Linked DNA regions of Homo sapiens: region 2 is linked to region 1. Evidence: read pairs that join two places in POLR2A ChIA-PET (ENCODE). Cell type or tissue: A673. All regions are shown on one strand. Each heading gives the region's core, and the rest is flanking DNA. Links, peaks and the distances in the headings are about the cores only.

Region 1 (15,565 bases), core at 4,706-12,705:
GAGATCGAGACCATCCTGGCTAACACAGTGAAACCCTGTCTCTACTAAAAATACAAAAAAAAAAAAAATAGCCGGGCGTGGTGGTGGGTGCCTGTAGTCCCAGCTACTCGGGAGGCTGAGGCAGGAGAATGGTGTGAACCAGGGAGGCAGAACTTGCAGTGAGCCGAGATTGCGCCACTGCACTCCAGCCTGGGCGACAGAGCGAAACTCCATCTCAAAAAAAATAAATAAATAAAATTAATAATAATAATATTAAATAAAATAAAGCAACCTGTGAAAGCATTTTGCTCTCACTTATTTGACTTTCTTTCATTTAAAACTTGAATTTTCCTAGATGTCACCAGTTCTTGAATACATTCGGTCATAAAAAACATCAATAAAATTGTCTTTTTATTGGAAAAGAGTGATTGTTCCAAATTAGGGCTGCAAGATTTAGCAAATAAAAATATAAGATAGCCAATGAAATTTGAATCTCAGATAAACAATAATTCTTTAGTATCAGTATGTCCAATGCAATATTTGGGACATATGCTAAATAAGTGTTTCTTATCTGAAATTCAAATTGAACTGGGCACCCTGTATTTTATCTGACAACCTTAATACAAAATGAAATGAAATTTGTTTTGGTACGGGATAAAGTATGAAGTCAGATAACCTAGGTTTGAATCTTAGCCACTTAATAGTTATATAAACTCTGGGAAATTATTTCACTTGGTCAAGCTGTAGTTTCCCTATCTCTAAACCTATTAGATAGTAATACCTGCTTTGTATGGTTATTGCGAAGATTTTTTTTTTTTTTTTTTGAGACAGAGTCTCACTCTGTCACCCAGGCTGGAGTGTAGTGGCGCGATCTCAGCTCACTGAAACCTCCACCTCCCAGGTTCACGCCATTCTCCTGCCTCAGCCTCCCTAGTAGCTGGGAGTACAGGCGCCCGCCACCACCCAGGCTGGAGTGCAGTGGTGCGATCTCGGCTCACTGCAAGCTCCGCCTCCCGGGTTCAAGCCATTCTCCCGCCTCAGCCTCCCGAGTAGCTGGGACTACAGGCGCCGCCACCATGCCTGGCTAATTTTTTGTATTTTTTAATAGAGACGGGGTTTCACCGTGTTAGCCAGGATGGTCTCGATCTCCTGACCTCGTGATCCGCCTGCCTCAGCCTCCCAAAGTGCTGGGATTACACGTGTGAGCCACCGCGCCTGGCCTTTTTTTTTTTTTTTTTTTTTTTTTTTGTGAGAGAGTGCAATCACAGCTCACTGCAGCATCAACCTCTTGAGCTCAAGCAATCCTCCCACCTCAGCTCCCGAGTAATTAGGACTATAGGTGCACACAACCATGCATGGCTAATCTGCTTTTCTTTTTTGTAGAGACAGTGTTTTGTCACGTTGCCCAGGCTGGTCTCTAACTCCTGGGCTCAAGCAATCCTCCCACCTCGGCCTTCCAAAGTGCTGGGATTACAGGCATGAGCCACTGCATTTGGCCAGAATTCCTTTATTTCCAAATAAAAATTTGAGAATTCTTTCAGTTTGAGAAATCATCCTTGGGTCTATGTGAAACAAGATGATGCCTTTCTAAAACTTTCTGAAGTAAAAGGGGCAAGGCGGGCATACAGGGCCAGGTGGAGGATGGGGAGGTGGCTGATGTGAAAATTCCAGATACCTGGAGGAAATCATTTCTGTCAAACCCAGACAAAATAGAGCCAGTAAGGAGAGGAGGCTCAAGCTTACATTCTGCGATAAACGATTTCCAAGGACTTTCTATAAGCCCTTCACACATCTCCTGCTTTAATAAGGTTTATCACTAGACATTTTTTTTTTTTTTTTAGATGCAGTTTCCCTCTTGTTAGCCAGGCTGGAGTACAATGGCGCGATCTCGGCTCACCGCAACCTCCACCTCCCAGTTTCAGTATATTCTCCTGCTTCAGCCTTCCCAAGTCGCTGGAATTACAGGCATATGCCACCAAGCCCGACTAATTTTGTATTTTTAGTAGAGATGGGGTTTCTCCATGTTGGTCAGACTGGTCTCGAACTCCCGACCTCGGCCTCCCAAAGTGCTGGGATTACAGGCATGAACCACCGCACCCAGCCTATCACTAGACATTCTTTAGGACTGCAGTGATTCAAATAAAATGTTCTTGGAAGAACACTTGCCCAGTAGCGACATCTCCACCAATGAACTGACAACAATTCTGGCTTTGAACCTCTGGAACCAATGAACTTGTTTCTAAGCAGTTTATGTCAATTTATTTTTGCTAATAAAAGTTCCCTTCCCCCTTCCTCACTGAATGCACTAGTGGCTTGCCATTCCATGCATTCCAGTCTATAATCCTTACTTCTATTCTTGAGTAAACCCAACATATTTAGAGACAATTTTCTGGTGTCTTTTTTTTTTTTAGGTTGATACTGACTACGTAGTCAGTGTCAGTAGAGGTTAGTTCATACCTTTACAATTATATGGCTTGATAAGCTGGTCTTGACTGTCACATAAACCTACCTACCTTTGTCTTATTATTACCTCTAGTAAACATGTGTCACTCTTTGGCCACCCAAGGGCCATTCTCCCTTCCTAACACTACTTACAGATTCCTTCAGGAAATCTATCCTTTCTCATTCTAGCCCTGTGGCTTGGGAGGGATTCACCCACCTCTCCTGCTCTACGGGTGGACTGTGGTTGGCTTAAACCAATCAGCTTTTCCCATGTACTTACTTACATCCTCCACTGATTCCCAGATAAATCAGTAACCCATTCAGATCCATGAAGACACAGGAGCCATTTGAAGCCTCTGGGAAAGACAAGCTTCCTCCTCTTCCAGAGATGCTACCAGGAAAGAGGCTTGCTCTTCCTCCAGAAGGTATAGGGAGATCTGAGGCCTGGAGTTACTGCAGCCATTTTCTGCCACACATGGAGAGCCAGGAGCTGCCTAGAAGAGGATGGGGATGGCAGGTAGGGACAATGTGGTATCTAAGGATGAAGCTGAGGCAGAGAGGAACTAGTGTCCGGGAGTTCTTGTTTGGATTGCTAGATCAAACCTTACCTGAGGCCAATATCTGTCTGTAGAGATTTCTATTGTGTAAGCCAAGAAACTTCCTTTGTTGTTTAAGCCAGGTCAAATTGGCTTCTCTGCTGCTTATGATAAAATAGCCTTAAATGGGCCGGGTGCGGTGGCTCACGCCTGTAATCTCAGCACATTGGGAGGCTGAGGTGGGCGGATCACGAGGTCAGGAGATCGAGACCTTCCTGGCTAACATGGTGAAACCCCGTCTCCACAAAAAATACAAAAAAAAAAAATTAGCCAAATGTGGTGGCGGACGCCTGTAGTCCCAACTACTTGGGAGTCTGAGGCAGGAGAATGGCGTGAACCTGGGAGGCGGAGCTTGCAGTGAGCCGAGATCGCGCCACTGCACTCCAGCCTGGGTGACAGAGCAAGACTCTGCCTCACCAAAAAAAAAAAAAAAAAAAAAATCCCTAAATGATATAAGTCCCTTGTTAAGAACATTCTATGGCTCCCCACTGTCTATAAAAAAAAGTTAATGGACATAAATATCTCCTTGATGGTGGTGATTGCTTCATAGGGGTATACTTATGCCCAAACTTATCGAGATGTATACATTAAGTAGACACAGCTTTTTATATGTCAATCATACCTCAATAAAGTGATTTTGTTTTTTTTTTAAAGACAAGTTTAAATTCCTTAGCTTACCACCTAAGACAGTGTACAAGTGAAACATGGGTAACCTTCTTCTTCTCATCAAACTAGTCTTTAGCTGTTCCCTCTGGCTTGTCCCTTTTCTCTGCTTATCCCTCCTTAAATTTTACATTTTCCACTATCTGAATTTCACATCATTCCTGATCTTTCCAAACAATACTTATCTCTCTTGACCTCTGTTTCCCTTCACATTCTTCTTCCAATTATAATTTAAACTCCTGTCTTTTCTTTGCCCTTTTCGAAGACTGTCATGTATTCTGAATTACTTTAATGTATATTTAACCTGTCTTCTTGAGAACAGGTCTTACAGGCTTCTGATCAATGTCTAGCTCATAGCATCTAGAACTATGCCTTATACATAGTAGGTATTAGAAACACATGCTGAGTAGTTGGCAATAGTAGTGTTTTTTGATCAATGTCAACACAAATGCTTATGTCTGGTTAAGGATCAGGACTCAGAGACTACCTAGACACATGCAAACAACAAACCAGAGGGGATCGACTAAATAGTTTTCACTTGAGAAGGCAATGGGCTACTCCACTATAAGAAAACCATCTGTATGAAAGAATCTTGGTGAGTGGACTGTAATCTAACTCTTCAAATCCCAGGGCTCATGGAAAAAAATGAAGTAAACTTATTTGACTAATATATCTCTATTGTGAAAGCACACTGGAGCTTGCTTAATCATAAGCAGGTATCAAGTGGCCATATAATATAGCCCTGTGATTCAAGAGCTGCCTGTGGCCAAACAGGCCTGCCAAGAAGCTGTGCAATTTGGTGGTCCCAATTCCCAGTTCTATGTAAAGCCTCTGGGTGACTGGCCAATCAAGAGGCCCATAGACCAAGTAGCCTGCAGAGCAGCTATGCAGAGCCTTCATGCCATCATTTCCCGCATCACTTCCCGCCTACCTTCCCTCTGGCTTCACAGAGTCTGTTTACAAAGAGAAGTGAATGCCCATATTCTGCTTGGCCTGCAGTGTAGGTGTTATTGTAACTCTTTAAAGCTTTATGACATTCAGTGGTGTACTTCCCTCGCATTCCTGAGTGACCCATGTCACGGTGGAAACAGGCTGTCCTTAGCATTTCACAGGCTGCACACTTAATGACATCATTCTGTGAGATGAAGGGAGAGCTCTAAGAAAAACCTAATTTGGCCTGCTGCAGCAACAGTTGCCTTAATTAGTCTCGATTTTTAATGCAATAAAAGGAATCAAGGTAAAGGTGGCTGGCCAGGAAAATTAATAAGCTTTCAGGTACACTTGGTTACTATGATTTTTCTGTTAGTAGAAAACGTTAAGCTGCTGTTTTGCTCTCTGTCTTGAGAACACAGGTTACAAGAAAAAAGAAAGGTACACACAGACATTGTTAAAAAGGCATTAGTCCGGGCAGGGTGGCTCATGCCTGTAATCCCAGCACTTTGGGAGCCCAAGGTGGGCGGATCACGAGGTCAGTAGTTCGACACCAGCCTGGCCAACATGGTGAAACCCTGTCTCTACTAAAAATACAAAAATTAGCTGGTCATGATGGCGGGTGCCTGTAATCCCAGCTACTCAGGAGGCTGAGGCAGGAGAATCATTTCAACCCCGGAGGGGGAGGTTGCAGTGAGCCAAGATCATGCCATTGCACTCCAGCCTGGGCAACAGGGTGAGACTCCATCTCAAAAAAAAAACAAAAAAAAAAAGCATTAAGATGAACTATCTGGTACTATCTGCCATCTTGGCATCTTATTCATTCCAGAGGGCATAAGCTCTTTTTCTCTGAATTGGTTCTTTCCCCTCCTTGCTAAGAGCCTTATAATATTATGAAACACAAAAATGTAATATGGAGCTGGACTGGGTTCACTCCTCACTATAGAGCTGCATTAACTACATTGGCATCCCTCTTAAGCAATCTTTAAGCAAAGAGGCATTTGGGACATCAGTAGAAGAAGGGACATTTTCCCTGTGCGTGGGCTCTATTCTTCTGAGTAAATAGATGCTTTAAAACCAGCCAAGTCTCCATTTGGTGCATCTGAGTAGGAGTTTGATATTTGCACTGAGAAATATTGAATTCCTAGAACACCAAGAGGTGATTCAAGAATTTTCTTTCAAGCCAGTTAGACTTTAAATAAAAATTATTTACATATTCATGAGCAGATATATTTCTCTAGTGTGTGCTAAGCATGAAAAAAAGAGCATCAACCATCAAGTTTACCTTTGCTATGGGCATGTCTTGTGATACACCAGAAACTTAGGTGATACAGTTTTGAAAAAAAAAAAGGATTCCATGTAAGATCCTCAGGAGGAATAACTACCCCGATCTTTCACACCTGTGGAGTTAGACCAACCATAGCCCTGATAAGGTCTCTGACGTGTTGTGATCTATGAATTGAAGTCCATGCTGGAAGTTATCAAATCACTTGCTAGTTAGGGGGCCTGGCCAGCCACCAGCATTCACATTCAAAGCAACTTTATCGCCCTCTTCCTCAGATAAGACAACTCTTACAACTTGTTAAAGACATTCCTCTAGAAAAATGGCAACGTCTCTCCTCCCCCAGCTCTCACCTCCAAAAAGGCAACGAATACTACCCATGGAAATGAAAGCACAGATGAAAAGATCTAACAGAGGAGTGGTGTTTATGCTCAGGCTCTCTCGAACATCAAGGTTGCTATGGTTGTGTGACCTTCAGCAAGCCACTCCACCAATCTAAGCCTTGCTCTGTCCTTTCTTCCCTCATTCCATCATTTCTTTGTCCCCTCACATACTTAGTATTTATAGACCACCCACTATGTGTCAGGCCCTGGCCTAGGAGCTCTGGATATAACAGTGAACTAAGCCAAGTCCCTGCCCTTGTGCAGCTTATGTTCTGGTGAGCAGAGGGAGAAGGAAGACAGACAACAGGCCATAGCATCTGGTCATTTGTAGTCAATTCACTGGGACAAATCAAGCAACTTTATTCTTATTTAATGGACAAGGCTTTATATTCCATTATAGTAAAATAAGGACTCTATGCCTATTGGTTAACCTTTATAAAATATTGCAAAGGGGCTGGGCACAGTGGCTCACGTCTGTAATCCCAGCACGTTGGGAAGCCGAGGCAAGCAGATCACTTGAGGTCACGAGTTCAAGACCAGTCTGGCCAACATGGCGAAACCCCATCTCTACCAAAAATACAAAAATTATGTGATGGGATGTGATGGTGAATGCCTATAATCCCAGCTACTTGGGAGGCTGAGGCAGGAGAATCACTTGAACCTGGAGGCGGAGGTTGCAGTGAGCTGAGATCTCACCACTGCACTCTTGCCTGGGCAACAGAGAGAGACTCCGTTTAAAAAACAAAAATAGGCCAGGCGCGGTGGCTCACACCTGTAATCCTAGCACTTTGCAAGGCCGAGGGGGTGGATCACGAGGTCAGGAGATGGAGACCATTCTGGCTAACATGATGAAACCCCATCTCTACTAAAAATACAAAAATTAGCCGGGTGTGGTGGCGGGCACCTGTAGTCCCAGCTACTTGGGAGGCTGAGGCAGGAGAATGGTGTGAACCTAGGAGGCAGAGGTTGCAGTGAGCAGAGATTGCACCACTGCACTCTAGCCTAGGTGACAGAGCAATACTCTGTCTCAAAAAAAAAATTAAAATTAAATAAAAATAAAAATAAATGACTGGGCGCAGTGGCTCACACCTATAATTCCAGCACTTTGGGAGGCCAAAGCGGGCAGATCATGAGATCAAGAGATCGAGACCATCCTGGCCAACATGGTGAAACCCTGTCTCTACTAAAAATACAAAAATTAACTGGGAATGGTGGCAGGCACCTGTAGCCCCAGCTACTCAGGAGGCTGAGGCAGAAGAATCGCTTGAACCCGGGAGGCGGGGGTTGCAGTGAGCTGAAATCGTGCCACTGCACTCCAGCCTGGTGGCAGACTGAGACTCCATCTAAAAAATAAAATAAAATAAAGTAAAATAAATTTTAAAAAAATAAAATATTACAAAGGGCATATTCTGGTACATTAGAGTATCATTCAGTTTAACCTGGAGACAAAGGAGAGAACAAGGCAGGCCCTCCTCCACTTACTGAATGTTACCCCTGCAGAAGTCATTTAGCCTTTTCACCCCTCAAGGTGGCAAGAGTACTTTCCTTACCACCTCCTAGGTTAATCTAAGCACCAAACTGAGCCATGGACAGGGAGCTATGGGATAATGGCTGATCAACCCTAAGCATTATGAAATACAGTGGCTGCATATGGTGATGCAGATTAAGGTGAGGTGATGTAGTGACGATAACTAATCAAGGGAAAGCACATACGGTCATTTCTCCCCTGAGTTTCTTCCCAATTTCTGAGGGGATCCAGAGTCAACTTAATACGGCACCATTGACAAAGAAATTGTGTTAGGCACTTGCCTAAGCATACACCTGAACCTGTAGATTCTTGACTGGCACTATTCCCTCTGCACTCATTCATTTCCTTGTTGTGCACCTCTGGCCATGGGCATTGCCAGACCAAATCCATCAATTAGAAGAAACTTCACCTCTGCAGGAATTCTCAGTCAATTTCGGCTCTGAATGAACAGTGCCTTTGCTTTGTGTTCTTTGGCACCCACATTAATATTTAAAGACATATAAATGGTTGTCGTTAGTTGAAAATGAACAGATGATTGGTGAAATGAAACTGTGGATAGAATATATCTTTCTTGATTCTCAATCTGTTTTGGATTGAAGACAAGAAAAGACCATATTAGCAAAGAAAAATTGGCCTAAATGTGAGAACAGTTGGCTTTAAATACACACACACACACACACACACACACACACACACACTCACACATATATAATTAAGTATTCACAGATTGGCATGAGGCCAGGAAAGCACTCAGTGGAGTTTTCCATTCCACTCCCCACATCTTGTTTGCAGAGTGTGTGCTTTTTCTCTTAAAGCACCATGCTTCCAAGTTGAGAAGCTTATCTGCACTTTAGAGTAGACTTTCTTTCTACTTTCTAGGTAAATAAAACAGTTAAGTAAGAGGCAAGCAGATTTTTGACTTGAAGAACAGATAATCAGACTAATAAATACTAAGCTAACAGAAGCCTTTCCCCTCGAAATCCTTGTCCTTGTTAGGAATGACGGGCTGGTCCTAACACAATACAGCTAAAAGCCAATTGACATTATAATTCCCCCAGCGTGGGAGTGAGGCTGGTAAAGAGACCAGGACCTGAAATCATGCAAGGGGTGGAATGATTATTTGTAGCTTCTGCTGTAATTTTGAGATTTTAAAAATTCCCTTCCACCTAAAAAAGATACATGTCATGATGTAGCAATAAAAAGGGATGCACTGCTGGTCCAAGCAACAACACGGATGAACCTCAAGACCATGTTCACAAAGGAGGCCAGATATGAAAGAGGAGATGCTGGATGATTCCCCTTACATAAAGTTCAAGGACAGGCAAAACTTGTCTCTGGAGAGTTCGGAAGCGTGGTTGCCTCTGGGAGGGAAGTATTGACTGGAGAGGGGCCTGAAGGAACTTTCTGGGATGATGCAACATCGCATATCCTGATCTGGGTATGTGTTGAGGTATGATATATGTCATTGAGCTATACCTTATGATTTGTGCACTTCATGTAAGTTGTATCTCTTTTATTTATTTACTTACTTATTTATTTATTTATTTATTTATCTGAGATGGAGTTTCACTCTGTCACCCACGCTGGAGTGCAGTGGCTCGATCTAGACTCACTGCAACCTCCACCTCCCGTGTTCAAGCAATTCTCGTACCTCAGCCTCCTGAGTAGCTGGGACTACAGGTGCGCACCACCATGCTCCACTAATTTTTGTATTTTTAGTAGAGATGGAGTTTCACCATCTTGGCCAGGCTGGTCTCAAACTCCTGACCTCAAGTGATCCACCCTCCTTGGCCTCCCAAATTGCTAGGATTATGAGCGTGAGCCACCACGCCTGGCCTCATTATTTTTTTTTAAAAAGACATCACATTTAGGAGCCACTGGAGGACACATTACAATGATTGATATGTTTATAACATTTGCCAGTCGACAAAAGACTCAAATGTAATTATCTCTTGATTCTTACAAGCATCCTTGAGATTAAATGAGGAAAGTGAGGCTCACTGGAATTCAAGATACTGAGGCTGTCCCTCCCCTCTGCATTCCAGCAGCCCAGGAACACCAGCATGGCTCCCTAGCAGCCCTTCTCAAGGGGGAGCTGCTGGCATTTGGTCAGGACAGGTCTTCATTGCACGGGTCTATTCCATGAACTGCAGAGCATGTGCCATTGCTGGCAAATGCTTTTCCCCGAGGACCAACGGGTCTGCCAGAAACACCTTCACACATTTCAGATGCCCTCAGGAGGGTATCAGACCCTGGCTGAGAACTTTGTGTTTACTGCATTCCTGGATACAGGAGCTCAAACCCCAGTTAACGTTTAACTCACAGAGAAGCTGGAGCCCTGGTGAGAGGCATCTTTGTTTGGGCACTGATGCAGAATGGAATGTTGGCCCAGGTCCTCTGGATGAGCCACCTGTCCTGCTTTGGCTTGAGGCCCACACACAATTCCCTTCACTTTATCCATTGGTTCAGCATCCAGCGTCCATAGGTGTGGTTCTGGGGGTGGGGCTGAGCTCACTATGTGTTCCCTGGAGGTCCAGGGCCATGTTTCTTTCCTCTGCTCTTCCTCCAGGACCAAGGATCCGAACTCCCTTTGCCCTCAGAACAGAAGGTTAGCCACCAACTCTACCTCCGCCCTATGCCCTGGGGAGTGGAGCCTCCATTGTCGGTGGAATCTCCCCCAGAGCCTTCTGCTCTAGGTTGGTAACACAATAATGAACCGAGTAAGGACTTGAGCCCAGCTCTCTTCACCTCAGTTTTGCTCTCAATCTACTACATCACAGGGTGGGACATCACAGCCCATCGTCCAAATCTGGTCCACTGCCTGCTGGCTCTAGGATGTTTTTTAAATATTCAAATGGTTACATTTGTGTCTATAGAAAATACCTCAATTTTACTTCTTGGCCCACAAAGCCTAAAATATTTACTATCTGGTTCTTTACAGGGAAATTTTCCAGATGTCTGCACTGCCATTACGCTTGCTTTATCCCGGTTTATAACTGGCAGAACTCTGACAGGGCTTACGAACAAAAGTTTCCCTGTTTGGAGCAACTGGGACTTCTTTTATACTGCAAGAACAAGACAAGGGTCAAGGAAGACATTAACTTTATTAAGATATCAGCCAAGCCTATTAGGGAGCAAAGAGAGATAAATGAGGGCATGGAGACAATGAGTCACATATAAGGTCCCATCATTTAAGTTAAATAGTTGTATTACACTTTAGGAGGCTGAGGCAGGCGGATCATGAGGTCAGGAGATCGAGACCATCCTGGCTAACATGGTGAAACCCCATCTCTACTAAAAATACAAAAAATGAGCCAGGCGTGGTGGCGGGCGCCTGTAGTCCTAGCTACTTGGGAGGCTGAAGCAGGAGAATGGCGTGAACCCAGGAGGCGGAGCTTGTAGGGAGCCGAGATCGCGCCACTGCACTCCAGCCTGGGCGACAGAGCAAGACTCCATCAAAAAAAAAAAAAAAAGTAGTTGTATTAGATTATCTCCCCACCTGACACTCCTCAGCCCCGTGACAGCTTGGTGACCAGCTCCTACATTGAGCTAGTTGACATTAAGAAAATCCCTCAAAAATGGCAGGAGAACATTAATGTAAAAATTTAGCAATTTGCTGAACTGTTTATATTTTTGCCTTGGAGTTCTTAGGGCCACACATAATTCATTCATCCATCATCAGACATGAGGATACCGAAGTAGGGGAAAGAAGAATTCCTTCTCTAGAAGAACTTACTGACAAGGAAATTGATGTGTTCCATGCTGCAGAGGCAGGAGCAGGGTGGAGGTGCGTGACCTCACTGGAATGAAGAAGGCGAAGCCCAGTCGAGGTCTCCAAGGATGAGCCCAGCTGCAGGTAAACAAGGATAGGGTGGAAGGACATTCTAGGCAGAGGAGAGCATGAACATCTATTGTGTATTTTTTGTTACTTTGCATATAATAAGTAAATTAAATAAAGGCATGGGAGCAAGATAGAACCTGGAGTGTTAGAAAAACAAAAGAGAATCTGGCATGTCAGGCACCAAAGTCAAATGTGAGGGCATGAGATGACCCTAGAAACAGGGCAGGAGCCAGAGCCTGAAGAATCTTGCAGGCAAGTGTCTTAGGTTGGGTTCCCCTAGCAGCAGACCCTGGCACAGGTGATGTACATGAAGGACGGCTGCAGTTCTTTGCTCTTTTTCCCATTTCAGGGGGCTGTCTTATTCATGACCCTCTGAATCTGGGCTGGACTCAGTGACCTGCTCAGCCAACAGAATTTGTAGAAGTAACATTCTGGGACTTCTGAGACTAACTTACAAGAAACCTTGCTGCTTCTACCTGGGTCTCTTGGAACACCCTCACTCTGGTAGCTTTGAGCCACCATGGAAGAACTCTGATGACTCTAAATTGGCCAAGTTAGAGAGATTACATGCAGGCTCTCTGGGACGTGGTCCCCGTCAGGTCCAGCCTTCTAGTTGTCTCTGCGACTCTGCCAAAGTGCCAGACAATGAACGGAGCTGTTGTGGATTCCCTCGACTTGCCCAGCTGTCAGTTGGACATCTCAGTCAACACCACATGGAACAGAAGAGTTGCGCAGCTGAGCCCTGTCCAAGTTTCTGACCCACAGAATGTGAGATAAAGAAAACGGTGGTGGCCAGGCGTGGTGGCTCATGCCTGTAATTCCAGCTCTCAGGGAGGCAGAGGCAGGAGGATAGCTTGAGCCCAGGAGTTCGAGATCTGCCTGGGCAATATAGCGAGACCTCGTTCTCCACAAAAAGGAAAAAAAAAAGACCAAAAAAAAAAAAAAAAAGAAAACGGTGGTTCTGGCACTAATTTTTGAGAATATTGTTATGCATAGCAATAGATAACTGTTAGTTTTCTAGGACCCCTGTAACACAGTACCATAAACTAGGAGGCTTAAAACAACAGAAATGTATTCCTTCCCAGTTCTGGAGGACAGAAGCCTGAAACAAAGGTGTTGGCAGGGCCACACCCCCTCTGAAGGCTCAGGGGGAACCTGTGCCATGCCCTTCTCTTAGCTTCCCATGTTACTGCGAATCTTTGGCATCCCTTGGTTGGAGACATGGCACTCCAGTCTCTATTCTTCTGCCACCTGACCTCCCCTCTCCCTGTTCACATGGCGTTCTCTTCCTTATGTGTGCTCGCTCTACTCTTATAAGAATACTAATCATAGTGGATCAGGGCCCACCCCTCATCTTAGTTATATCCATGAAATATATCTGATTAGATCCATGAAAACCCTATTTCCAAATCAGGTCATGTTTACAGGTACCAGGGGTTAGAACTTCAACTTTTTAGAGGACATAATTCAACCCACAACAATAGTCAAAACACAAAGATTTGAGTACAAGTTGTTTATTTGAGGGATGATTCTAGGAAGCTCCAGTGGGGGCTGGTGGGAAGGCGGGAGGGGGAAGGTAAGAAGGTCAGAATAATGGGCATCGTGGCCCTGTGGGCACTGGGAGTCAATGCCACCAGGAAAAATCTGGCAGACAGTGTAGAAAACACCTCAAAGTGATTCTCTCTGCACTGCCCCCTCCCTCAGGGGTGGGCAAGGTGGACAATTGGTCCTTCCATTCCCATCTCTCACTGGCTGAGGGCTGCTGCCTGGGAGCATTAACTTCCTCGCACTTAAGGCTCACTGCCCAAAACCAAGAGCAATCCCTCAAGTGAAGAGCAGCAGGTGCTTGCAGCAGGGCCCTGCGGGCATCATCTGGAACAGCAGGTGCTGAGGGGCATGGGTGGGGGGCTGACAATCTTTGCTATTGCCATGCTAGCGAGCTTGAATTGTTTTCTGAAGGTTATGGGGGCTGGAAGGAATTGAAATACTTAATGCAGCAGAGTGGTGAGATCAGGTTTGAATTCTAAGTCACCCAGGTGGGAGTCGAAGTGGGGCAGACTCTCCAGTTAGGAAGCTACACCTGTAGACCAGGGGAGAAATTGCATGCACAACCCAGTGCCATGGCCGGTCAAATGGAGGGGAAGGGCTAGGCTCAAGGTACATTTAGGAGGCAGAATCAACAGGAAATACACAAGGAAGGTGGGGACAAAGTTGAGGAAATTCTGGGACCCTGAAGAAATGCCTGACATTGAGCTGAGCAAAAGGTGAAATCTTATCCTGTCCATTACAGAAAGGAAAAGCTACTGATGTGACAGCAACCTGCCTCAGGACCCTGGCACAGGCTGCTTCCTCAGCCTGTGACATTTTCCATCCTTGCCCCTCTTCCCCAGTCACATGACTCACTCCCAGACACATTGCAGGTCTTTGCTAAAATGGCCCCTCCTCAATGGGGTCTTCTTCCCTGACTACCTAATTTAAAATTGCAAGCCACCTGTCCCCCACCGTCTTGCCATTTCTTTCTGTCACCCTATCCTGCTTTATCTTTCCCCACCTGTCACAGTCTGATATACATTTACTTTAATTATATATTGGTTTATTGTCTGTTGTGTTCCTTGTCACCATCCAAATATGAGCTCCATAGTGGCAGGGATTTTTGGCTGTGGTCACAACCCAGCATCTAGAATAGGGCCTGGCACATTGAAAGAAACACACACATACTTGGTTTGTTCTTGTTTTTGGAGATAGATCTCATTCTGTCACCTGGACTGGAGTGCAGTGGCACAACCACAGCTCACTGCAACTTCAAACTCCTGGGTTCAGGCAATCTTCCTGCCTCGGCCTCCCGAGTAGCTAGAACAACAGGCACACGCTACCATGCCTGGCTACTTTTTTTTTTATTTTTGTAGAGATGGGGTCTGGCTATGTTGCCAGGCTGGTCTCAAACTCCTGGCCTCAAGCGATCTCCCACTTTGGCCTCCCAAAGTACTGAGATTACAGGAATGAACAACTGTGACCGGCCAATACCTCTTTGTTGAATGAATGAATGAATGAACAATTCAAAAACCTATTGTTAAATACAAATGGGCTGGGCGCAGTGGCTCATGCCTGTAATCCCAACACTTTGAGAGGCCAAGGCGGTGGATTATTTGAGCTCAGGAGTGCAAGACCATCCTGGCCAACATGGCGAGACACCATTTCTACTAAACATACAAAAAATTAGTCGGGTGTAGTGGCGTGCACCTGTAGTCCCAGTTATTTGGGAGGCTGAGGCAGGAGAATTGCTTGAACCTTGGAGGCAAAGGTTGCAGTGGGCTGAGATTGTGCCACTCCATTCCAGCCTGGGCGACAGAGCGAGACTTCATCTAAAAAAACAAATAAACAAAACACACACACACAGAAATGGACTATAGCTGCTTCTGTCTTCTAAAGGGGAGAGGTAATGGTGGCATAATTTATATTCTAGGAGAAATAAAATGCCTCTACCATGCTCTTTCCTTCACAAACACTGGAGGAGAAAGAAGAAAAGGAGGTGTCTGGGCAGATGCCAACTTGTGTGAGCAGAATGCACGTGGCTCTTCTAAGCAAGCAAGGGAGAGGCTGGGTGTCAGGCAGGGAGTGCAGCAGGTGAAAAGGGAGAGTGTAAGCCTGTATGTATTTTGGGTTCTTGAGAAGAAAAGAATTTAAAGAGTGCAGCAAGGGGCCCGGTGGTAGAATGGCTAAAGAATTTTTCAAAGCAGGTGAGTCCCAGACTCAGTTTTAAATTATTTTGGAGTTTCTGCCATATAAACCCACTGAGTATCCTCAAAGACCTTAGTAAAGTCTGCTACAAGCATAGGCCTCATGTAACTTTTTTGGGAGGGAAGTTGAGGATAGGGTGCAAATCCCACATCTGGTTTGACACATGGAACGTGAACAGCAAGT
Region 2 (15,565 bases), core at 3,777-11,776, 160 kb before region 1:
CTCTTATGAATGGTCCAGCAAAGCAATTTTTAACGCATTTTTTTCCCCTCTAAAAAACTCATAGAGATTTACTGGCACAATCCAAAAGAGAAACCAAAATAGCTTTGATGAAGACTGAATGTCTCATTCATATAATAAGCAACTGAGTAATAGCCAATAAATGGAAAAGTTTTTAAACCAAGACCATGTGACTTTTTTCATATAGTACTTACTATTATCTCATAATTATTTCGTTCATTTATTTGTCCTCCTGTGTATTGTCTCCCCATGCTGAATTGTCATCTTTCTGAGAGTAAAGGCCATATCAGTCTTTTCTCTGTTCTATCTCTAATAATTACCACAGAACATAGCAGATGCAAAAAGTGGCTCACTGAGGAATTCATAAAGGGTCTGATAAGGCTAAAAAGACAGTTATTTCAGCATACCTTATTTCATCCAAATTGGCCCATGTGTGGGAGTATCCAGCTATTTTCCCCCTTCTTCCTCAGTACCCCCAAGTTTCCACTGAATACATGGCTATCTAGAATGAAGCCTGTATTCTCCAACCTCCCTTGCAGCTAAGTGTCACTAGGTTTGAACTGGTAAGATGCAAGCGAAAGTATTCTGCAGCAGCTTCTGGGAAAGCTCCTTGAAGGACAGTTGGTGCAGGCCTTTCACTCTTTCTTCTTCCTCCTTTCCTCCTTCCTGCTGCCTACAATGTGCATACACATACACTTGCTGCATTTCCAAAAGCTATTATGTACTATGAGTTGACCCTGAGAATGAAAATCATATGCTATGGCCAGGCGTGGTGGCTCACGTCTGTAATCCCAGCACTTTGGGAGGCCGAGGCGGGTGGATCACTTGAGGCCAGGAGTTCAAGACTAGCCTGGCCAACATGGCAAAACCCTGTCTCTACTAAAAATTCAAAAATTAGCTGGGCGTTGTGGCATGCACCTGTAATCCCAACACTTTGGGAGGCCATGCAGGCGGATCACCTGAGGTTAGGAGTTTGAGACCAGCCTAGCCAACATGGCAAAACCCCATCTCTACTAAAAATATAAAAAATTAGCCAGGCGTGGTGGTGGGCGCCTGTAGTCCCAGCTATTCGGGAGGCTGAGGCAGGAGAATGGCATGAACCCAGGAGGCAGAGCTGGCAGTGAGCCGAGACCACGCCACTGCACTCCAGCCTGGGTGACAGAGCGAGACTCCGTCTCAAAAAAAAAAAAAAAAAAGAGAAAAAGAGAAAGAAGAGGGAAACAGAGAGAGGAGAGGGGAGGGGAGGGGAAGAGAGGGGAGAGGAGAGAAAGAAATCATAGGCTAGGATGGTAGAGCAGCAGGAGAGAAGCGAGAAGCAGCCCCGGTTCCCACTCCACCCTGGCCTCTCTACCTGTGCCCTTGTTTCATATGGGGAAAGAAGGAAACTTCTGTCTTACCTAAGTCATTATTTCAAGTGTTCTGTCACGCACAACCAAATTAAATCTTGCCATTATGCTTTTGAAAATAATTTGGAAAACAAGTCCATGTAGACTTTATGTGTGTCTTTTTAAACCTATTACTCGACGAACACACTGAAACTCTTTTCTAGTGAATGATCAAGTATTTGTGCGCATATACTTTGTCCCGAGAATTAAGCCTAACACTATGAGAGAATATAAAGAAGTCCAAGACGGAGTTCTTGTCCTTAGGAAGTTAGTGAGTTTGCCACTGAGAAAGGACAAACACGCACCACCTATCCTCTCTCCCAACACATCCACCCAGAGGAAACAACATGAGGCAACAAAGTGCAAAACTGTGCAGTGTGATTGCAAGTGGGGATGGAATCCAGAAACCAAAAACAGGGAGGACGGAGACTCTGGGAGAAGGTTCCAGGGAGGCGCTGGCCCTTAAGGTGGGCCTTGCAGGAGGGGCAGAACCTGGAGATGCAGTGGAAACTGGCTGAGCATCCTCAAGGGTGGGGACCAGTCGCAGGCAAACCGCTGTTTCAGTAATGAACAGAGCATGTTCAAGGAGACTGGAAGGAGGTCAACCAGACGTGTGGCCTCTGGAAACAGAGCCCTCCCTTTTCTCAGGACATGGTTTCTCAGCCTTGAAAAAGAGTCCCTTTAAAGGATGATTTACCTCCCCATTCACCCCACATCTGAGAGATCAATCTGTGCTCCAGATCCTCCCTGCCATGCATCTAACAGGCTTGACATTGCTCAGACATCCCTGAGCATCGCCCTGAGGTATGCCTGAGGCCCAAGAACACTGTTTTTCTGTGGGGGTCCTGCTCAGCCAGCCCAGTGACTTTGAAAGAAACGTCCTTTTTACTATGCAACAGGCACATGTGAAGTCTCACTCACATACTCTGATGAGGTGTTTCAAGTTAAACTGTTAGGTAGAGGTGGTGTGCTCTGCTTCCTATGTTGTGAAATAGTAATAAACCAACAGAATGACTGGTCATTGCTTCCAAAGAGGAGGCCAGGGAATTTAATCACTCACAAACTAGCCACGATCACAGGATGAAGCAACTTTCCTAGTAAGCTGCTTTTCATAAACAAAGCCGTTGTTGAGTTTTTAAAATCCAACCAAACAACAAACAACTCTGAGGACAAGAAGAGCACCGTCTAGCCTCATGAAAGACGTAGTGCAGCCTTCACTCGCAGAACGTGCTTCAGAAGAGCAGGTCCTACAGAAGCACGGAGGACCCGACCCATGCAGTTACAGGGAGGATGGCTGTGGAATCCAGGCTGCACCAGGTGTACTACTCGTCAAGCACTGGCTGATGAGAGGGCCTGCACATTCAGTGGTTTTATATCGGGGGTTGGGAACAGTAAATAACATCTCTGGGATCTAGTCTAAGACAAATGAAACCAAATGACTCTTTTTCCAAAAATGGGCCTAAAACAGCTCATGGGAACCACCCCTGGCAGCCTGGTGGAGCAGGAAAGCACAGGCCAGGTGTGAAGAGACCTGAGTGCCAGCTTGGCTCTGTTGTCATGGAAGTCGTTGTTGACCTTGGTTGCTTAATCTGTAAATTAAGGGAGTTCAACTGGAGATGACCCATCCCTGATACTCATTGTGGCACTAATGATGACTCTGTGTCAGTAACAGATGAATACACAGGAAAGAACCAGTATATGTTTCTCTCTTCATCTTCTTTTCTGCCCATCACCATTTCTCCATATGCCCCCACATCATATTAATTTGCCAATTAATAAACAGCCATCCTCAGTTGCAATGTCATCTGAAGCTCAGTGGATTTCATGCTTGTTTGGTGACAGCAGCTGCTGCTGCTGCCCTCAAACCACATCCTTCCCCTTCGTCATGAAGCCTCCTCGAGAGCCACAATTTGCCTTGGCCAGAGCTCCCCGTACGTCAGCTTCCACCAGAAACTGCCATCCATATGCAGAGTTCTGGTTCATCAGCCCCTCTGAAGCAGATCCAGCTGGCCACAGTGGATTCCAGGTGGTCAAGACCAAAGAATCTCATAGCATTGTCAGCACACTGAAGCTGAAAGAAACCGCAAAAAGCACCGAATCTGACTGCCCCCAATTTGTAGATGAGGACACTGATGCCCTAAGAGGTTTATTTATCTAACATGGACTAGCCAGAGCTAGAACCCAAGTCTCCTGACTCAACGGTCAATTATGACTTTGAAATGGACAGAATTAGAAGCTACTAAAATCTACTATTTATGGTGTGCTCTGTGTCAGGCACTGTGCTAAGTGGCTTCTTAAACCTGACATGTACAGAGAACTCAGAATCTTTTCTCCTAATCTGCTCCTCTTCCTGTCCTCCCCACATTAGTCAATGGAGCACCCATCCATCCAGCGGCTTCTGCCAGAAACTCGGGAGTCACCCTTGACATCTCCCTCTTCCTCATCATCTCCCCATATAAAACTCTCAAGTCCTGCATTCTCCAGAGCATATCTTGGAACTCTCCAATTTTCCCCACCAGCACCCTCTCCACCCAGGTCTAAGCCACCTTCATCTCCTGCCTGGATTGCGGCCACACATCATCTCATCTCACCATTCCACTGCCACTACTCCTGTCGCTTCATTCTAGAACCAGAAACCTGAGCAATCTTGTCAAAACATAAGCCAGGTCACGACCTGCCCACCCCGTCCCCACCCTTGCCACTGCTTAAACCTGCTGGGCTTCCCAATACGCTCAGAATGAAGCTCAGATTTATATGAGGCCCTGCTTGGTCTGACGCCCTTATGATGCTGCCAATCTCATTTCACGCCAATCTTCCCATAGGTCACTAAATTCCATGAACACTTCTTTCGGGTCCTCCAAAGTTCCAAGTTGCTTCCAATCACAGCCTGTCCTCCTGTATAATATGCCCTTCTTCCTACTCCTGGCCTGGCTCACGTTCCACTGCCCTTCAGGTTTCAGCTTCTACATCACTGCCTCAGAGGCACCTGCCCCAAGGCCCTGCCAGGAGTGTTTCCTCTAACCCTGCATTCCTCCCACACAGGACTGACCAGTTTGTCGTACTCCATTTTTGAGAATATTTGTTTAATAACTATCTATCTCCCCAACCAGACTATAAGCCCCTTGAAGACAGGGACTGTCTCTATTTGTTCATCACTGTAGCCGAAGAATTTAGTGTTCAGTACATAGGACGCCCTAAATAAGTGTCTGCTGAATTTATTTATCAATTAGTTTACAGAAAACTTGAGTATAATAGTGCCTGTCATTTACAGATGAGCAAACAAAAGCATAAAGAACTTAAGCAATATGCCCAAGACCTAGAATAAGTAAGTAGCACAGAAGAGATTCCAACACAGGTTAGCTGACCCCAAAGCCCATGCCCTTAACTCAGATCACACCAGGATGGAATAGGCTGAGAGAAGATATAAGAGGCAGTAAGCCTTGATGCTTACTTGATTCATATGGAACAAATAGAGTCTGTGAAAGGCTGAAAAACAGCTCCCCAAAAGATATTCATATCCTAATTCCTGGAACTGTGAATGTTACCTTCTATGGGAAAAAAAGAAAAGCAAGCATGGGTCTTTGCAGATGTAATGAAGTTAATAAGGATCTTGAGTTAGTCAGATTATCCTAGATTATCTGCATGGGCCCTAAATGCAATCACACATGTCCTTGTAAGAGGCAGGCAAAGGGAGATTTGGCAGACAGAGGACATGGGGATGTGAAGACAGTGCCGACAGAGATTTGAAGATGACCTTAGTTCAGGCTGCTAGAACAAAGTACCACAGACTGGGTGCTTATAAACAGAAATTTATTTCTCACACTTCTGGAGGCTGGAAATGTGAGATCAGTATGCTAGCACGGTCAGGTTCTTATTGAAGACCCTCTTTCTGGTTTGCAGATGACTGCCTTCTCATTGCATCCTCACATGGTAAAGAACAGAGAGGGAAAACAAGCTCTTGTGTCTTTTTGCTTTGAGACAGAGTCTCACTCTGTCGCCCAGGCTGAAGTGCAGTGGCACAGTCAGCTCACTGCAACCTCCACTTCCAGGTCTTCTTTTTTTTTGAAATGGAGTCTCGCTCTGTCGCCCAGGCTGGAGTACAGTGCTGCAATCTTGGCTCACTGCAAGCTCCGCCTCCCGGGTTCACACCATTCTCCTGCCTCAGCCTCCTGAGTAGCTGGGACTACAGGCACCCGCTACCACACCCAGCAGACAGGGTTTCACCATGTTGGCCAGGCGGGTCTCCAACTCCTGATCTCAGGTGATCTGCCCGCCTTGGCCTCCCACAGTGCTGAGATTACTGGTGTAAGCCACCGAGCCCAGCCTCAGTGTGTTTTATAAAGCACTTATAGCATTAATGAGGGCTCCACCCTCCACCCTCATGACCTAATCACCTCCCAAAGGCCCCACCTCCTAATCCCATCACATCAGTGAGTTAGGATTTAAACACATCAACTCTGGGAGGGACATAAACATTCAGTCCATAGCAAAGATGTTGGCGATGTTGGCTTTGAAGACTGGAGTGATGTGGCCACAAGCCAAGGAACATCAGTGGCCACCAGAAGCTGGAAGAGGTAAGGAATAAGATTCTCCCCTGGAATCTCAGGAGGGAGTGTGGCCCTGCTGCCACCTTGATTTTAGCCTACTGGTCGTACTGATTTCAGCCTTCTGGTCTCCAGAACTGTGACAGAATCCATTTCCATTGTTTTAAGTCACCAAGTTCGTGTTAATTTGTTACAGCAGACACAGGAAACTAATATAGAATCCATAACGTTATTTTGCTAAAACACAGAGGTTTACATCTGGAAAGGTTTTACTCCCTACTTCCCCCATCTGTACAGCGCCAGATATTTCAGACACAGATAAACACAGCACCTCCATTCTTAGCACCATTTCCACTATACATACCCTAGGCCAAGAATCAGCATTGAGGAATCGGAAAATCGGAAGACAAAACGATGTAACAATTAACCAGGGTTCTAAATGTGTTTTTGTTTTTTTTTTTTTTCAAACTAGAACTAGAAATGCTTCAGGCCAGACGTGGTAGCTCAGCTACAGGCTGAGCTGGGAGACTTGCTTAGTCCCAGGAGTTGGAGGTTGCAGTGAGCTATAATCACACCAGGGTACGCCAGTGTACGCAGTGAGATCCTGTGTCTTAAAAAAATAAAAAATGCTTCAAAGCCCAGCACTTACGTGAAAACCAACGTAAATGATGTCTTAACATAGCTTCCAAAATGTTTTTGGATCCACAGAGATCTGTGTTTTCATTTTTGCCATACAATAAGTAACCTGTAGTAGATAAGCAACTGCTTTAAAATAGCTAAATAATCACATTCCATGAAATGATAAGCCTGTACTTGCAAGTTCACCTTTCAGCCTCACTTTGGGTCCTTGTTCTGCATCATATACTGGGGTTTGGCTTGAAATACCGTTAACTCACTCTGCTTGAAGACAATCTGTAATTTTATAAGATAGATAGGTAGAAATATAAATTTTAATGGCTTGTTTTAACATCCTAAGAAGTCAAATAATATTTACAAGGTGAGATACACTGAGAAGAAAAACATTTTAACATACTCTCAATCTCTCCTCCCAGAAGACAAGGAAAATGCGCTCCTACCAGAGCAGCCATCTTGCTATTATTCCATCCAGTTTCCAGATGGGAAAGGAATATTAAGTCGTTGGAGATTAATCCTACCAAAGCAAATCGGAAATTTCCAAAGCTGTTGTCAATATGGCTCTGCAGTTTAAGATGAACATACATGAGGTGAATTCGCAGCAGTTAAAACATGGTTGAAGAAATGACGATCATAAGAACTGCTATAAGAGAACATAACACGAACTCTATGATGAGAGGGATAGAGAAAAGATGGTTGAGGAAACTAGGTGAGCTGACTTCAGGTTGCTGAATCTTCACAGAGACAGAAGGGTGAGGATATTTCCATGTAAGAAAATGTCCTGAGCAAAGATATTTTTTCAGAGAGCCCAGAGCAGCTTTGGAAAGCAGTTAGAAAAACTTTAAAGTACTTCACTTACAATAATATGTCCAGAGCAGGAAAGAACTTTTAAGTTCAACAGCCCCATTTTATAGACGAAAAACTGAGGCAAAAACAGGTTAGGTCACGTCCCCAAGGACAAGCACCTGGTAAGTGGCCAAGCTGTGATCCAAATTTGGGCCTTTTAGACCCTCTTCTAGTACTGTCTGTTGGGCCATGAGCGAACTCTTTGCCTCTCCATGTTTATTTCAGATGCTAGAGGTGTGTCTACCAGCTTAAATAATGAATGACAAGCTACCTTTTATTTCTTATAGGCCAATTAATGTTTAAGCACTATGAATCTATCCTATGAGTCGCTTCAACCAAATTGCTTTTTACCAATTCTTTGTAATACGACATTTACACAAATGCCACCCCTCATCATCTACCTGCTTTTTTTTTTTTTTTTTTTTTTAAGACGGAGTTTCACTCTTGCTGCCCAGGCTGAAGTGCAATGGCACGATCTCGGCTTACCACAACCTCTGCCTCCCGGGTTCAAGTGATTCTCCTGCCTCAGCCTTCAAAGTAGCTGGGATTACAGGCATGCACCACCATGCCTGGCTAATTTTGTATTTTTAGTAGATACAGGTTTTCTCTATGTTGGTCAGGCTGGTCTCAAACTACCAACCTCTGGTGATCCGCCCGCCTCAGCCTCCTAAAGTGCTGGGATTACAGGCGTGAGCCACCGCACCCGGCCTTCTGCTGCCTCTTTTACCCTGGCGTCTCCTTGATCTCATGGGTAGTAAATAGCTATTTGGCCCAATTATTTTTACTGAGACTACCTAGCTTTTATACCTGAGTCCTTACCCGCCACACTGAAGAAAAAAACCTGTGCTAACACTATACCTGAGTACAGACACTCAGCAGGTGTGGACGTGTGCATGCTGGTCTATGAACACGTGGCCTGAGTCAAATGCACAGACATGGCACATTCCCAGCCATTCGTGGTCAGGGCCATTAAGCTCTCTGCTGCTGTGCCTCCACCCTAGAGCTGATGCCTGGAAAAGCTGCTTTGTGGCCTCAGTAGATAGAACATAGGGTGTGAGCAACCCCAGGCAAGAAACCTACGTATAAGTCCCATTGCTGGGGTTCTTATTCTAATGTTTCCTCAATGGTGACATCTGATAATAGGAGCATGCCTGTCCTTTGTTATATATATTCTTTCAGTCTCACCCCAGAATCTAAGAAGAGGACACCTGTGACTTTGTATAATGTAGGTTACATAAGGATAATTTATATATTTTCTCTATTTCTAGGTCATCATTTATCAAGCTTAATGAGCATTTGACCCACATGCGAACCACCAGTTCTAGGCAAATTAAAAACAAGATGCCCCACAATTTCTTTTTCTTTTTTTTATTTTTTGAGACAGAGTTTCGTTCTTGTTGCCCAGGCTGGAGTGCAGTGGCGCAATCTTGGCTCACCACACACAACCTCCACCTCCCAGGTTCAAGCGATTCTCCTGCCTCAGACTCCCGAGTAGCTGGGACTACAGGCATGCGCCATCACGTCTGGCTAACTTGTATTTTCAGTAGAGACAGGGTTTCTCCACGTTGGTCAGGCTGGTCTCGAACTCCCGACCTCAGGTGATCCGCCCGCCTCAGCCTCCCAAACTGCTGGGATTACAGGCGTGAGCCACCGCACCTGGCCCACAATTTCTAAATAATAAACTAAAACACGGCCAGGCCTGATGGCTCACACTTGTAATCCCAGCAATTTGGGAAGCCAAGGTGGGCAGATAACCTGAGGTCAGGAGTTCAAGACCAGCCTGGCCAATGTGGCGAAACCCCGTTTCTACTAAAAATACAAAAATTAGCCAGGCGTGGTGGCACACGCCTGTAGTCCCAGCTACTCAGGAGGCTGAGGTAGGAGAATCGCTTGAATCTGGGAGGCAGAGGTTGTGGTGAGCCGAGATTATACCATTGCACGACAGCCTGGGTGACAGAATGAGATTCTGTCTCAAAACAAAAATAAATAAAATAAAATATGCTAATTCTAAAATTATTTTAAAGAATAGGTTCATATCTATGAGCAGGATGATACTGTTTACAGTACTGTTTAGAGTATGTATAGAATCTGACATTTTATACATGCTTGTTACATGTATAATGACAAACAGTTTGAGTTGTCCTCCAGGTAGTTCATTTTCTTACTTTTTGTTTCTTCTAAGTTAGAACATCCTAACTCATATGTAGAGCTCGTTTGGTGCCTCTGTCAGATACATTTGGATGTTCCGATCCAACATAGTCCTACAAATTATGAGGTGATTTCATGTTTATTATGGTAAACATAAATTGATGGGCATATTAAATTCAAGAGCTAGAAGGCTGGGTTAAATGTTCCATCGGGGAAGAGAAATCAACAAATAGATGTGTAACCTGCTTTTGGTTGCAGTTAGCAAGCATGTTTTAGCATTTGGATGTCGTTTTAAAACATAACCTATAGTATGTCATTAGTTCTTTGACTAAGGAATAAAAATCCATTCATTCAGCAAATATTTAGTAGCTACTGGTGACACTGCTTGGCACTAGGGATACAGCTGGAAACCAGAAGATGGTCTCTGCCCTCACATACCTATAACAGGATTTCTTGTGCTTAGCATTAAAAATCTTAATGTTCAGCCTTAAAATAGCACATCATTTGAGAAAGCCACCTAAATAATAGAAATGGCCTTTAGAGACACTGTTCAGTGTCATGTTTTTAATTCATACCACATTCCAAAATCTTTCATGAGGCACCTTTGCCTCCAGTACATGACTTGCTGCCCATTTTCTTCATTTTTATAAGAAATTGTCACATTTTCACAATTCCTTTCAACTACAGTGTCAGCAGGCACAGTACAGACCACCACCTGCTCTCTGAAAATAAAATACTGCCGTCCACCATATTCTAATGCAACTTCTGAGTCATGTAACAATGTCCTTTTTGTCCTTTCTTACTGGTTGCCACTGACCCAACTTACCTTTTTCATTCTCCTTCATGACTCACAATATAATCATTAACCAAATCAAACAAAGCAGTCTTCTCTTACGATGTGGGTTTTCATTGAACAAAAACTCATCAGGCAATTCCCTTTCACATAAGTGCTGCGCATGTGCTAAGAGGTGATTGATAATCTGCCCATCACTGGTTCTGCCCAAGTGTGAAGTAAAAGCTCTGCTAGCATGTACCTATGAGAGTAACTGCTTCTCCATGCGTGTACCATGGATATTATACAATATCTGTCTGATGAAGAATACCCTATTCTGCTTTCTCTGCACATTAAACTCATCGTTAACGTCAAAGCTAATCTTACTAAGCTTTCCAATAGTAGTGCGACTTGTACCTTGTTTTCTCTGTGTGGAGTAGAGCTCTGAATATTGCCTCTGACATTTTTACCTAATTTCTGATATCACTGTAGAATCTCAAATTCAACATTTTCAAATCTCACTTTGAAAAACCACTATTTTGGATATGTTCTGGAAACAATAGGTTTATCTTTGTGTTTAAAAATAATAGAAAAGCTTCATGACTTCATGTCACCATCTGATAAAAGGACAGTACACAGTGAGTGAGGTGAGACTGAATGGACTGCTTGTTCGATAATTTTTTTTTTTTGAGATGGAGTCTCACTCTGTTGCCCACGCTGGAGTGCAGTGGCGCAATCTCAACTCACTGCAACCTCCACTTCCCAGGTTCAAGTAATTCTTCTGCCTCAGCCTCCCAAGTAGTTGGGACTACAGGCACACACCACCACACCCGGCTAATTTTTGTATTTTTAGTGGAGATAGGGTTTCACCATGTTTACCAGGCTGCTCTCAAACTCCTGACCTCAAGTGATCTGCCCACGTCGGCCTCCCAAACTGCTGGGATTAGGGGCATTAGCCACTGCGCCCAGCCTTGTTCAATAAAATCTAATTTCATATAGTAATAATTATTTTTTCCTTTTTTGGCTGTTTGTGTTAAATCATTCTACTCAAAGGAATCATTTGTCTCATCCACAACATATACATTTCTATATCTGTACTGTGGTCCTAGTCACTATAGTTCTAATATTTTTATGAATTCTAATATTTACTCGATTCATTCTATCTCTGCTTTTGCCCTTCAACACTGAGCCATTGAGCTATTTTTTGGAATTGGCGTAGAATACCTATAATCAATGAAAATTTGTGAATAAGAATGGCAGATAATGGAAAAATATATCAGCTGAGGTGAACTGCACTCAGCTGACCAAATACTAGCCAAGACAAAGTGATTAACACTCTTTTTGGCATATATATAATCTTAAAGATGATTAATAACAGGATTCCTACAACAATAATGATTCACACGATTTTTAATTAATAAAATACGTAAGAATAAAATGACTGCATTGATTTTTCCTCTGAAACTGCGAAAGCACCTGCAGATCACCTAACTGACTTTGGGGTATGGTGGTGGGGGGATCCCCCAGTGGTCTTTGAGCCACATTGAGAAACTCTGCTCTCAGTCTTCCAGCTTACATTAGTTAGGCTTGTGTAAACACACAGCCAAAAGTTGTCATGATATCCGATCCCACTGTCAATTCAAACTGAACTCCATGAAGAAGTATCTGTCTTCTCTCCTTGTTCCTTACCCTATGTCCAACTCCCAGCCACTGCTCTTCCCACCCTGGTCTATGCAAACCTCTCCTCAACATCTCAAGTCAGGAAGCCTGTGATACTAACATTGAACTAGGGTTGAATCCTACTGCTGTTCTTCTAAGGCAGTAATTCTCAACCTTGGCAACTCATTAAAATCATCTGGGGAGCTTTAAAAAAATTTCAAAGTACTGCTGCCTAGAAGCTACCCCAGATCAATTTAATCAGAATCTCTGGGGTGGGATCCAAGTACTTGTATTTTTAAAAGGCTTCTCTGGTGTAGGCAGGATGAGGATAACTGCCTAAGATGACACTGACATAAGGCATCTCCCATAGCAGCCGCTCAAATTATCATGTCTACGGGGTCCACCCTTGTTCTAGGTTCATCTCTCGTCAGGGCTACTGTGACAAGCTTCTTGTTGGATTCTCTGGATCCAGTGACATCTACTGTCATCACAGTTGTCAAACGGTCTTTGCTGTCTTTCCCTCTGGCTATGTCACTCTCTTCCTGCAACTCTCTTCCCAACTTGACTGCACACTGGAATCACGGAGGCCTATAAAGCACCAATGTCTGGGCTGTACCCCATACCAAATAAACCACCACCTCCAGGGATGGGAATCATGAGAGGGGTTAAAAAGCAGCTAGGATTGAGAAGCAGTATTCTAGGAGTTGCAGTATCTAGTATGACTACCACATCTAGGTTAATTTAGCTACTACAGATGAGCTTGTTCTGAGCTGACAGCCATTCTCAACAAGGAACTACTTTCGCTCAAGAGCTTACAGTCCACTGGCAAAGACAGACTTGAAAGACCAGTCATCAGATCACAGTGAAGTAAGTGCCAACAGAAAGATTAAACATCTTCTGAGGAGAGAGCAAGTAATGGCTGGTTAAGTTAGGGAAGGCTCGTCAGGGGAAATTATACTTGAACGAGGTCTGGAGGGAATCATCCAGCCCAAAGGATGAGGGGCAAAAGACGTTTTCTTAGAAACATACATTCATTCTTTAAAATATTTTAATTACCTATGCATACTGACACATAACATTTCTATTACATGTTTTTGATCAGTTAAGACAATGCTTCCCACTCTTTTAAATGCCATGATACAAAGAGAAAATATCTGCATATTCCCTGATTAAAGGAGGCTCTTACTGGTGGAGGTAACGGGCGTGGGACTCCAGCTGAGGGCAGCTAGATCTCAGCATACCGGTCACCCTTTGCATGCCAAGGCACGCCTGCAAGGACGCTCCAAATGAGCACCCCTTTGGCTACCAGTAACAGAAAAGCCAATTCAAACTGGCCTAAGCGACGATGGGTCTTTTCCTCTCACAGAATGAAAGGCACAGGGATGGGCACCTCCAAGTATAGACTGTCAGAGCTCCGCTTCTCCGTCATTTTCTTGGCTGTGCCTTACTTGGCATTGGTGTCATCCCCAGGCTGGTACCAGATTGCTGCCACATTGCTAGATGTGATCAGGTCAGGGGAGGAAGAGAGGTGTCCTTCCTTGTATGTCTATGTCTCCCTGTGAAGAAAGTTTTCTGAGAAGCCTGCAGAGAGTTACTCCTCATATTCCCGCAGCCAGAATCTTGTCAAATGTCCCTGCCTAACCCAATCTTTGGCAAGGAGAAATGCAACACCATGATCAGCTTAGATGAACCAGGATGAACTCACAGAAATGTGGACCAGATTTGCTTTCACACAGACACATAGGGAGGGGTAAACAACCACACAAAGTCAAGGATTTTCCAGCAAGTAAGACAGTGGGACTGGTTGTTGGGTAGGCAACCAATAGCGTTTGCCTCATATCAGAAAGAGGCTGTACAGCATCGTAATTAAGGGCACCACTCTGGAGTCGGGCGGTGAGCTCAAATTCCACTCTACCATTGCCAACTGAGTATATGGGCTTCAGTTTTTTTGTCTCTGAAAAGGAAATGATACGAGTTCCTAACTCGGGGTTGCTGGGAAGATGAAATGAGGATTAAAGGTACATTGCTTAGAAGCAACTCTGGCATATGTGCACATTATGATGTGGCTCAATGTTAGTGGTCATTTCTGTAGTGTCCGCCATGGGTTATAACAGCCAACAGGCAGGACCACATCTGTGGGTAAGACAGGTTTTCTCTGATTAGCACTGAGCCAGTGCCACACTCAATTAGACATTCAATAAGTTCATTTTTTTGCATATTAATAATTTAAAATCTATGTCTTCTTCTTGCTAATAAAAAATATGCTACCAACTAAAAAGTAACTTTTTTACAATTAGAAATACTTCTAAAGCAGAGGTGCTCACCCCGCAGGCTGGGGACTGTTAAGAACCAGGCTGCACAGCAGGTGAACCTCAGGCAAGTGAGCATTCTCGCCTGAGCTCTGCCTCCTGTCAGATCAGCAGCAGCATTAGATAGTCTTTTTTTTTTTTTTTTTGAGATGGAATCTCACTCTGTCGCGCAGGCTGGAGTGCCGTGGCATGATCTTGGCTCACTGTAACCTCCATCTCCCGGGTTCAAGCGACTCTCCTGCCTCAGCCTCCCAAGTAGCTGGGATTACAGGCTCACGCCACCACGCCTGGCTAATTTTTGTATTTTTAGTACACACGGGGTTTTGCCATGTTGGCCAGGCTTGTCTCGGACTCCTGACCTCAGGTGATCCACCCACCTCAGCCTCCCAAAGTGCTGGGATTACAAGCGTGAGCCACTGCGCTCCGCCTGGCATTAAATTCTCACAGGAGCACAAACCCAATTGTGAACTGTGCATGAGAGGGATCTAGGTTGCAAGCTCCTTATGTGACTCTAATGCCTGATGATTCGAAGTGGGACAGTTTCATCCCTAAACCATGCCCTCCTCCCCACCCCCGTGGAAAAACTGTCTTCCACAAAACAGGTCCCTGATGCCAAAAAGGTTGGGGACCACTGTTCTAAAGTATTTGAAGATATTACTGCAAAAAAAAAAAAAGAAAGAAAGAAAGAAAAAAAAGAAATGTTACCAAGTAAAAGGTAACATTTAACAATTGGGAATACTTCAAAAAATCTACTGCTCCCTGGAAAGTATATTAAGATAACAGTAATTACAATTTACTATGAATATTTATTGAGCCTTCACTATGTGCTGGGAACTGCTTTAAATGCCTTACATACATTATCTCATTTAACCCTAAAACCAATCTTTGGAGTCAGGATTATCAGTAAAACACTTAAAACTAAACTTCAATGAAAATATAAGTTTGTTTTTAAAGGACAAACTTTTCCAGAATTTCATGTTAAACAAAAATTTAAGCTACTCAATTCCTAGTTCTAAGACACACTTTCTCTCCTTACTATTCCTACCCCCTGCCCCATTTTAGCATTTCTGAACTCAGGATGCCTCTTAAAATATTTAGACTTGGCCGGGTGTGGTGGCTCACGCCTCTAATCCCAGCATTTTGGGAGGCCGAGGCGAGTGGATCGCCTGAGGTCAGGAGTTTGTGACCAGCGTGGCCAACATGGTAAAACCCGTCTCTACTAAAAATACCAAGAAAATTAGCTGGGTGTGG

Evidence for each region. ChIA-PET counts read pairs that join two places held together with the same protein. Peaks named below come from ENCODE experiments on the same cell type or tissue, not always from the same donor. Only the 100,000 strongest peaks of a DNase experiment are listed, where the experiment ranks them.
Region 2: POLR2A ChIA-PET joins it to region 1 with 21 read pairs; 3 of 35 experiments call an interaction of 5 or more read pairs at or near these places.

What each region holds. Positions count from the first base shown.
Region 1 is chr9:94,687,314-94,702,878 of GRCh38, reverse strand. LOC124902219 (a long non-coding RNA gene) reads right to left here. Exons shown (of 2, transcript XR_007061675.1): 2 at 10,889-11,653. It overlaps LOC107987101 (a long non-coding RNA gene), which reads left to right and starts at 2,720. Exons shown (of 4, transcript XR_001746846.1): 1 at 2,720-2,938; 2 at 10,373-10,499; 3 at 11,572-11,659; 4 at 11,994-12,488. In A673, for the core only: no CTCF peak of the experiment used is centred there; a DNase peak (open chromatin) is centred at 8,548.
Region 2 is chr9:94,848,930-94,864,494 of GRCh38, reverse strand. All of the region lies in intron 5 of AOPEP (aminopeptidase O (putative)), which reads right to left. Among named protein-coding and RNA genes, the nearest start is that of MIR2278, 47 kb to the right of the region's middle. RefSeq lists an enhancer at 3,258-3,307. In A673, for the core only: no CTCF peak of the experiment used is centred there; no DNase peak of the experiment used is centred there.